Regions from separate parts of the Homo sapiens genome. Here region 2 is linked to region 1. Evidence: read pairs that join two places in POLR2A ChIA-PET (ENCODE). Cell type or tissue: Panc1. All regions are shown on one strand. Each heading gives the region's core, and the rest is flanking DNA. Links, peaks and the distances in the headings are about the cores only. Region 1 overlaps FRS2 (fibroblast growth factor receptor substrate 2). Region 2 has its middle 41 kb from the start of LINC02373.

What was found. Peaks named below come from ENCODE experiments on the same cell type or tissue, not always from the same donor. Only the 100,000 strongest peaks of a DNase experiment are listed, where the experiment ranks them.
Region 2: POLR2A ChIA-PET joins it to region 1 with 5 read pairs; 10 of 35 experiments call an interaction of 5 or more read pairs at or near these places.

Annotation. Positions count from the first base shown.
Region 1 is chr12:69,551,731-69,557,115 of GRCh38, reverse strand. All of the region lies in intron 3 of FRS2 (fibroblast growth factor receptor substrate 2), which reads right to left. Among named protein-coding and RNA genes, the nearest start is that of MIR3913-2, 30 kb to the left of the region's middle. In Panc1, for the core only: no CTCF peak of the experiment used is centred there; no DNase peak of the experiment used is centred there.
Region 2 is chr12:69,403,299-69,408,683 of GRCh38, reverse strand. It overlaps a transcript of YEATS4 not described here. Among named protein-coding and RNA genes, the nearest start is that of LINC02373, 41 kb to the left of the region's middle. In Panc1, for the core only: no CTCF peak of the experiment used is centred there; a DNase peak (open chromatin) is centred at 3,023; H3K27ac peaks cover 417 bases.

The DNA.
Region 1 (5,385 bases), core at 200-5,199:
GAAAAACACATATATAAAATCTTTAACCCAATACCCATTTACTAAAAAATACTGTGAAATTCAAAGGAATTGTTATTTCCCAAATAAATGCCAAGTTGTTCTTAATGTAATCACTGAGTAACTTAAAATCAATTCAGTTTTTTCTATTACACTCATGTTTATAGACAATGAAGTTTTTACTAAACTGAGCAACTGTAGGAGGTAAAACCACAGTACGAATTTTATAATATTTTCCTTAATATGGTATACCTAATAGTTCTTAAAAAGCATTTGGCTTCATGGCTTTATTTTTTAAAACAACAAAATTTAAATCCAAGTCACTCTAATTTCAAGATTCATGTTAAATACACGAACTAATATTATTCAAACCATAAACATCAATAAAACACTAAAAGACACGTAAGAAAATCCCTAGGCATCTTCACTTTTTATATATGATACTTTAACCTAGAACTAAATAAACATTAATGTTGGATAACAGAAAAGTAAGCAAAAGCTGGTCACGATGGCTCACGCCTGTAATCCCAGCACTTTGGCCAAGGCAGGCAGATCACTTGAGGTCAGAAGTTCAAGACCAGTTTGGCCAACACAATGAAACCCCGTCTCTATACAAAAATTAGCCGGGTGCGATGGTACATGCCTGTAGTCCCAGCTACTCAGGGGACTGAGACATGTGAATCGCTTGACCCTGGGAGGTGGAGGCTGCAGTGAGCTGAGATCTCGCCATTGCACTCCAGGCTTGGTAACAGAGTGAGACTTAAAAAAAAAAAGAAAGAAAGAAAGAAAGAAAAGTAAATTAAAAGATATTTTTCAAAACTGAATATAGAAATGTATAAGCACAATTTACTATAAATCTGTATTTCCAAACTCAGTTGGATATGATGTTACTAGACTAATATTAAAAGTCTAAATATGGGCCAGGTGTGCTGGCTTACGCCTGTAATCCCAGTACTTTGGAAGACTGAGGCAGGAGGATTGCTTGAGGCCAGGACTTTGAGACCAGCCTGTGCAACATAGCAGGACATCATCTCTAATTTTTTTTTAAAGTCTAATATTGACTATGTGCACATGAAATGTGTATACCATGTGTACACCGCCCCCCCCCCCGCCACACACACACTGATCAAAAGAAGCTATGCCAAATGCCAAGCAACTATAACCCCCAAAACAAACTGTTTCACAAATAGCTCATTTAAATGTTTCTGCATTTAAATCAACCTAAAATATTGTTAAATATATTCTCAAAGAAAACTAAATTTGCCTATTTATTCTCTACTTCTAGAGCAGTGCACTCAAAATAACTGTTACAATCTAACACACCCGATTCAAGTATCCCACTAATAAAAATGTTTGTTCTGTATAGTCATCCCTTGGTGTATCTGGGTATTGGTTCCAGTGCCTCTGTATGGACCAAAACACGTGCACACTCAAGTGCCACAGTCATCCCTGTGGAATCTGTGTGTATGAAAAGTCAGCCCTTTGTATATGGAAATTTCGCATCCCACAAATACTTTCTGGTTGACAAAATCCATCTATAAGTGGATCCATACGGTTCAAACCCTGTGTTGTTAAAGGGTCAATTGTATATACGTTTTGTAACATTCCCCCTCATGAAATGCCAACAACAAAAAGTTTACCAGAAAAGTTTGCATCCGAGCACATCTATCCCTGTGATTAACTTTTATAGAGCTCTTAAAATAAGTATTGTTCAAAAGCTATTTAATGACAAAGACAAAATGTTCATGATATAAAATTAAGTATAAGAAAAAAGGGCTGGGCACAGTGGCTCATGCCTGTAATCCAGCACTTTGGGAGGCTGAGGCGGGCAGATCACCTAAGGTTAGGAGTTTGAGACCAGCCTGGCCAACATGATGAAACCCCCATCTCTACTAAAAATACAAAAATTAGCCAGGCATGGTGGCACATGCCTGTAATCCCAGCTACTCGGGAGGCTGAGTCAGGAGAATTGTTTGAGCCTGGGAGGCAGAAGTTGCAGTGAGCTGAGATTGCGCCACTGCACTCCAGCCTGGGTGACAGTGAGACTCCGTCTCAAAAAAAAGAAAAACGAAAAAAGGTAAAAAAAAATATTATTAAAAAAAATAAAGCTGGGCTGAGCACGTGGTTCACACCTACAATCCCAGCACTTTAGGAGGCCAAGTAGGGAGGACTGCTTGAGCCCAGGAATTCAAGATCAGCCTGGGCAACTTAGTGAGATCCTGTCTCTACAAAAAAAAAAAAAAAAAGTTAGCTGGGCGTGGTGGCGAATGCCTGTAATCCCAGCTACTGGGGAGGCTGAGGTGAGAGGATCGCTTGAGCCCAGGAGGCCAACAGTGCAGTGAGCTGTGATCATGCCACTGCACTCTAGCCTGGGCAACAGTGTAAGACACTGTCTCAAAACAACAACAAACCACTAAATGCAATATGTATCCCTAGGTTGGATCCTGGAACAGAAAAAGAACATTAGAAAAACAGAAGAAATGTAAATAGTCTGTAGTTTAGTTAATAGTATTGTACTAGTATTAATTTCTTAGTTTTGACAAATATGTCACGGTTATGTAAGATGTTAACATTAGGGGAAGCTAGGTGAAGGGTATATGGGAATCTCTGTACTATCTTTGCAACTTAACATTCTAAAATTATTCTACAAAATTTTATTTTAAAAGTTGCTCTTCACACCCAGTAGCAAACTTGAGAGGATTTGCATTTTTACAAAATAATGTTTTACACCTATTTTTCTCTCCCCTACCTCCACATAAAATACATAAACCCACAAAAAGAGACTAGATGAACACACCCTAAAATGTTAACACTGATTAATTTGGTGGTAGAATGAAAAGGATTTTTTCTTTTTATGTTTTCTAGTGTTTGAATAGCTTTTATAATCAATGAATTATTAACTAAAGAAAATACAAATCAATACTTACTGAAGGGTTCTTTAGAAACAAAAGCTGTAAGTGTCTAAGCAGAGCCCAAAAGCAGACTACATACAAAACACGTTTGGGCAGACTGTGAAGAACACAGTGGCCAAGGGAAACTGCCAGGAGCATTTAAGTAGGGAAACTCTAATGAGTAAATGCTGGAAACCTGCCAACAAGCAGAACTTAACATCTACTCTCAGGTTAAAGTGCCTGAGGCCAACAAGCTATGCTCAAAATTCACATCTTAGGGGAATGAATGTCTTGAAAAGCCCCCAATACTATGAATTCATGGAGACACACAGCCTGGGTTTACTTCAAACATAAATAATGCAGCTGGACACCTGGTATGCAACTGCCCACTGAGAACTCCTAGAGACAGTCTTCAGTACCACAATATGTTCCCAAAGTTTTTCTTCCCTACTTCTTTCCTAACACCTCCCTACCACCTACGCCCATTCCTTAGCCCTAAGGCCTAAAAATGGCACCCTGGTGCCATCTAGCAACATGGGTAGAATTATCTAGGTCTAGAGACCACTGGAATTACAGAATCAAATCCTATTTCAGATGTGTAACAGATGCCTCCCAAAAGTTGTTTTTTTTTTTCCTGATACTTTCAAGGAAAAATACGTTCTAGTAATTCCATTAAGCCATAAGAAGGGAAAATTTAATCAACAATATTCTCCAATCAAAATTTAAAGGTACAATCATATTGTCCCTTAAAGAAAGTGCTAGTGGAATCAGATTACATTTTGATAAGAAATTTCTTCTAAGCTGTAATCAGCGTAACTGACATAGGTTGCAAGCTCCTCCTAAAATAGCTCCAAGTGGGCCAGGCGCAGTGGCTCATGCCTGTAATCCCAGCACTTTGGGAGGCTGAGGCAGGCGGATCATGAGGTGAGCAGTTCGAGACCATCCTGGCTAACACAGTGAAACCCCGTCTCTACTAAAAATACAAAAAATTAGCCGGGCGTGGAGGTGGGCGCCTGTAATCCCAACTACTCGGGAGGCTGAGGCAGGAGAATCTTGTGTACCTGGGAGGCGGAGGTTGCAGTGAGCCGAGATTGTGCCACTGCACTCCAGCCTGGGCAACAGAGTGAGACTGAGACTCCGTCTAAAAACAAAAACAAAAACAAAAACAAAAATAGCTCTAAGTGGCCTGTTCTGAGTTTTGTGTTATTTTTAAAAAATAATTTTTAATTATTTGTTTATGGGTCACTCATTCTCAGCACAAAGTACAGTAAGTCCTAGAACCACCACTTAATAAACATTTATATGCATTCCTTTTTAGTTTACTTTTTTTTTTTTTGAGATGGAGTCTCGCTCTGTCACCCAGGCTGGAGCGCAACAGTGCGATCTTGGCTCACTGCAACCTCTGCCCCCTGGGTTCAAGCAATTCTCCTGCCTCAGCCTCTCAAGTAGCTGGAATTACAGGCATGCGCCACCACGCCCAGCTAAGTTTTGTATTTTTAGTAGAGACAGGGTTGCACTATGTTGTCCAGGCTGGTCTTGAACTCCTGACCTCAGATCTGCCCACCTCAGCCTCCCATAGTTTACTCTTTTGAATCCCTGTGGACTCTGTAATAAGATACCTAGGATTAACTTAATGAACTACAAAATAAGACACTACACTCAGAGGCAAAGGGATCTTGTAAGTTTAAGTACCTGGCCTTTACTTCATGAGTTCTGTAACAGTGATTTTAAGCATCAGAAGCCTTTGTTTCTTACTTTCCAGTTCTTGGTTGTGTTTAAGAAAGTAGAGGCTACCTACCAAAAAAGTGATCCTCAGGTATGGTGGTCACTGTACTGTTATTGTTGTTATTTTGAATATTAATAGACATATATCCTGTTTTTAATCAAAGCTGAGACATGATTTTTTTTTTTTTTTTTTTTTTTTTGAGACGGAGTTTCGCTCTTGTTGCCCAGGCTGGAATGCAATGGCATGATCTTGGCTCACTGCAACCTCCGCCTCCCAGGTTCAAGCAATTCTCCTGCCTCAGCCTCCCGAGTAGCTGGGATTACAGGCATGCACCACCATGCCCGGATAATTTTGTATTTTTAGTAGAGACGGGGTTTCTCCATGTTGAGGCTGGTCTCGAACTCCTGACATCAGGTGATCTGCCCGCCTTGGCCTCCTAAAGTGCTGGGATTACAGGCATGAGCCACCGTGCCCGGCCAGAGATGACTGATTTTAAGACTGATATTTTATATACCACTGAGAAAGAAAAAAAGTCAATTTAACTGTAATATGCCACTAATTGTAAGACACACCCAAATTTTAGTGAATAAAATTGGAAAATGTTTCTTAGGATCCATAAAACATGCCATACAGTCAATGAAAGAACTATCAACACATTACAAATAACAGAAATGAAAAGTTGTTTGGACCATCTTTTCTTTACTCCTTCCCAGATGTTGAAGATAGTTACTATCAAGTGGTAGGATTCCAGAGCATCCACGACTGATGTGA
Region 2 (5,385 bases), core at 332-5,331, 150 kb after region 1:
GCCATAGGCTGGGGGATCATCAATTGTATCACCATGATACAATTCTCTGGAAGGTGCCTCTTGACTGGAGAAATTTGTCTGAGGAAATGGGCATCCTCACAGCCTGCTGGTGCCAGGGCAAACTGGAGTAAACTTTTCACAGGGCAACCTGGCAACATGTATCAAAAACTTCAAACACATGCATGCACACACACACGCACGCACATGCGCACATCCTTTATTTCCCAATAATTTCTGATCTACAAATTTACAAGTGTTAACACCTCCCATTTGGCAAGCTATACTCAACCTACAGCAAGCAAAGCATTTATACCATTACAATCTCTCTCCCGTCATCCACACTGAATTCACTCATCTATAAAAATGAGAAATTAGTATCAAATCTAAAGAAATGTAAGATGTTACTAGCACTAGATCAACACTCTCCTTAGTCTCAACTTTTCAAGGGTCACTAGTAAGTTCGAAGGATCTTTGATGACTCCGATGATCTTGTAATGCCCAACAGTATCTCCCAGGAGTAGTTTTCCCAGAAGATTGTAAAACTCAAGATCCTCTCCACATAAGACACTCTTGATAGTTCTCTTCCGATTCAGCCCACCACCCCAGTGGTTAACATAACAATCCGTAACTCATAATAATCAGTGAGAACCATTGTTAAGACAAAAAGTGGCCAGGCACAGTGGCTCACGCCTGTAATCCCAACACTTTGGGAGGCCAAGGTGGGCGGATCACCTGAGGTCGGGAGTTCGAGACCAGCCTGACCAACATGGAGAAACCCTGTCTCTACTAAAAATACAAAATCAGCCAGGCGTGGTGGCACATGCCTGTAATCCCAGCTACTCAGGGGGCTGAGGCAGGAGAATTGCTTGAACCTGGGAGGCAGAGGTTGTGGTGAGCTGAGATTGCACCATTGCACTCCAGCCTGGGCAACAAGAGCAAAAGTCCATCTCAAAAAAAAAAAAAAAAAAAAAAAAAAAAAAAGACAAAAAGTATTTGTACTTAGAATACACTACTGGACCACTGGTATCAGGAGCTTCCATCTGCATCATGACATTCTCAGTGCTATGGTTCACAATATCCTGCACGGAGTTTTCTGGGCCCTTCACAAGTCCAATTAAGAAAGTGACAACACTGCAGGACTTCACAGTAGCTATCCAGGAAATAGGGATATGGCAAACAATTCCCAGCCTCAATATATGCTAATCCTGAAAAACAAACAAAAGAATTCTAGATCAAAAGTGTCTCTTATAATATTTTTCATAAAATACAGGCCCATTTTTCATTTTATATTAAATTAATTAATATGTATTCAGCACCTACCATGTACCAGGGACTGTGCAAAGTACGTTCCATACACTTTCTCATTTAGTCCTCAGAGGAGGAAATGGAAGCTTAGAGAAGTTACTCACCCTGCAAGTAGGTCTGTCTGATGATAAAACCTTTGCTCTTAAAGGGAATTCCTAGCTATTCATGGCCTTAGTTGTGAACGTCTTGAGCCGTTCCTATTCTCAATCATTCTTGATTCTAGAAAAAAAAAAAAAAAGAATGTATAAATGTTAAGAGAAATTGGGCCAGGTGTGGTGGCTTACACCTGTAATCCCAGCAGTTTGGGAGGGCAAGGTGGGAGGATTACCTGAGGCCAGAAGTTCAAGATCAGCCTGGGTAATATAGCAAGACCCTGTCTCTACAAAAAATACAAAAATTAGCCAGGTGTGGTGGTGCATGCCTGTGGTCCCAGCTACTTGGGAGGCTAAGGCAGGAGGATCACTTGAGCCTGGGAAGTCGAGGCTGCAGTGAGCTGTGATCACACCACTGCACTCCAGCCTGGGTGACAGAGCAAGACCCTGTCTCAAAAAAAGAAAGAAAAGAAAAAAGAAAAATTGGAAACAATCTAAATGTCTAATAATAAAAGAATAATTATGGTATAATCATAGAATGGACTAATATGCAGTTCTTGTTGATCATGTTTTTAATTATTCTAGAAAAAGTTCATGACATATAATATTAAGTGAAAAAAGCAAAAAATAAAACCAGTTACATGGCCGTTCACAGAAAAAGAAATGCAGATGAACAATAAGTACAAAAAATACTCAATCTTACTCAGAATTTTTAAAAATGCAAAGCAAAACAATAAAATATCCAGCCTGGGCAACATGGTGAAAACTTATCTCTATAAAAAAATTTAAAAATTATCCAGGCATAGTGGCATGCACCTGTGGTTCCAGCTACTTAGGAGGCTGACGTAGGAGAATCACTTGAACCAAGGGGGTGGAGGCTGCAGTGAAACACTTTTGTGCCACTGTACTCCAGCCTGAGCCACATAGTGAGACTTTGTTTCAAAAAAACAAACAAAATACTTAAACAAAATTGATGTAATACTTTCATCAGTGAGATTTGCAATTGAGTTGGTCAGGGTGTACAGAAACAGGTACTCTAACGCACAGTTGTTGAAAGCATTATTAGGTACAAACTTTTGAGAGAAATTTGACAATATTATTAAAAATTTAAGATGCATACTCTCCTTGACCTAGCAATTTTACTTCTAGAAATTTGTCCTATAGAAATGCATACATATGCAAAGATGGTCATTACACCACTGATTGTAGTAGCAAAATAATTGGAAACAAATGTTTATCAATAGCCAATGATTAAATAAATCATAGAACATTCATATAGTGGAACATAGGCAGGTTTTAAATGATGTAGAGTTGTATGTGCTTATTTGCAAAGTTAGCTACCTCAGTCAAGATCCAGCCAGGAACACAAAACTCATATCAGATAATTCAATAGGTGGAATTTATATAGTGGTCCTCCCGTATTCACGGTTTTGCTTTCCATTTCAGTTTCAATTACCTGTGGTCAACTGCAGTCCAAAAATATTCCATGGAAAATTCCAGAAAGTTTCATAAAGTTTTAAATTGTACACTGTTCTGAGTAGCAGGATGGAATCTCTTGCAGTTCCACTCCATCCTGCCCAGGGCATGAATCATCCCTGTGTCCAGCAGATCCACGCTGTCTGCATTACCCGCCTATTAGTCACTTAGTAGTCAGCCTGTTATCAAATTCACTGTCGTAGTATCACAGTGCTTGTGTTCAAAGTAACCCTTATTTTACTTAATAATGGCCCCAAAGCGCAAGAGTAGTGATGCTGGCAATTTGAATATGCCAAAGAGAAGCCGTAAGTGCTTCTTTTAAGTGAAAAGGTGAAAGTTTTTGACTTAATAAGGAAAGAAAAAAAACTGTACGCTGAGGTCACTAAAGGTCTTCTTTAGTAAGAATGAATCATCTATCCATGAAATCGAGACCAATACATTGTTATAATTGTTCTATTTTATTATTAGTTATTGTCGTTAATCTCTTACTGTGCCTAATTTATAAATTAAACTTTATCATAGACATGTATGCATAGGAAAGAACATAGTGCTTATAGAGTTTAGTTCTATTTGAAGTTTCAGGCATCCACTGGGTGTCTAGGAATGTATCCCCCACAGATAAGGGTGGGAACTACTGCATAGGAATCAATTACAAAAGTTTAGAGGCAAAACTATTTGTATCCAGAAAGTGGTGATCTGGGTACATGGGCTGCCCTGCAGGCTTTGACACAGGCAGGTGGTGAGTGAGAAGAGCAGAGACAAGATTACTCTATCCAAGGCCGTATCTTCCTCTCTCTCTCTGCTTCTTTCTGTGTATCAACTTCATTCTCTCTCTATATACCAGCTTTCTGCTCTTCTCCATGCACATAGCTGTACCAGCTCTAGTTCAAGAATTAGCAGTAGCTGAAGATAATCCCAGGAGACAGTCTGATTAATCCGGATTGGGTTAAGCACCCACCCAAGTCTAATCAAGGCAGAGGGAAGGGTCACATAATATAAACATGGCCACAGAACCCACCTATGTGAGTGGAGGGTTGCAGTTCTCACCAGAGGAACCTAGAATGGAGAGATCCTATCTACTATTGACAACATGGGTGTCTTAGTTCATTTTCAACTGCTAAAACAGAGTAACAGACTGGGTAATTTACAAAGAAAAGGCATATATTTCGCTCATGGTTCTGGAGGCTGGGAAGTCCCAGGGTATGGCACTGGCATCTGCTTGGCCATCTGGTCAGGGTCTTCTTGTTCTATCCTCCCATTCGATGAAAGCAGAAAGGCAAGTGAGTGCAAGAGCCAGAGAGAAAATGAGGGCCAAACTCATCTTTCATCAGGAGTCCACTCCCACAATAACTAACCCACTCCCAAAATAACTAACCCACCTCTGAGAAAACAGCTTTAATCCATTCAATGAGGGCTCTGCTCCCAAAGGTCTCACCCAACACTGTCACAATGGCAACCAAATTTTAGCACGAGCTTTGGAAAGGACATTTAAACCATAGCAACAAGCAACTGCATTGGTACTAATGCCATCTAACAGAGTAGGAAATTCATGATGGGGAGAAGATTGAAATAGGAGATAAGTTAAGCTTGGAACATGCTCAATTGAGGTGCCTGCAGAACACCCAAATATATCATTTAGGAGGTAACAGAATGGAGAGTCTAGAGCTCAGCATGGGAATTTGGGCTGGAAATCTAGACTTGTGACAATTAGCGTGAAATTGTGTTTGAAACCATGGGTAAGTAAGGGGAAAAGAAGATGGTTCAGAATAGAACCTTAGAGAATAAGACACATTTACAGAATGAACAGAGGAAGAGGAAATGCTGAAAGAGACTGAGAAGAATTGGCCAAAAGGACTGGAGGAAAAAAAAGAAACAAAAAAATCATGGTGAAAGAGAGAGAAGAAAGAGAAAGGAATTTTCAAGTAAAAGAAAGTGGTCAATTTTGTCAAATGCTTCTGAGAGGTCATATAAAATAAGCCCTGAAAACTGCTTGTTTGGATGTGGCCTCAAGAAGATGTCTGATAATTTGGGTATCAAAGTGAAGGAAGAAGCCAAATTGCAATGCACTTAGGAGGTTAGGAAATGAATTCCTCATGATGCAATTCCTTTGCCACATTCATGAACAGGTAGGTGACAAGCTTTGCATAACATTAAATAGAAGAAATAAGCCATTGTGCTTGTATGTCATGGTTCTGCAAATTCTGCCCCCTCTTTTTTTCTTTTTTTTTTTTTTTGAGACAGAGTCTTGCTCTGTTGCCTAGGCTGGAGTGCAGTGGCACGATTTTGGCTCACTGCAACCTCTGCCTCTCAGGTTCAAGGGATTCTGCTGCCTTAGCCTCCCGAGTAGCTGGGATTATAGGCGTGCGATACCACGCCTGGCTAATTTTGGTATTTTTAGTAGGGACAGGGTTTTGCCATGTTGGCCGGGCTGGTCTTAAACTCCTGACCTCAAGTGATCTGCCTGCCTAGGTCTCCCAAAGTGCTGGGATTACAGGTGTGAGCAACCACACCT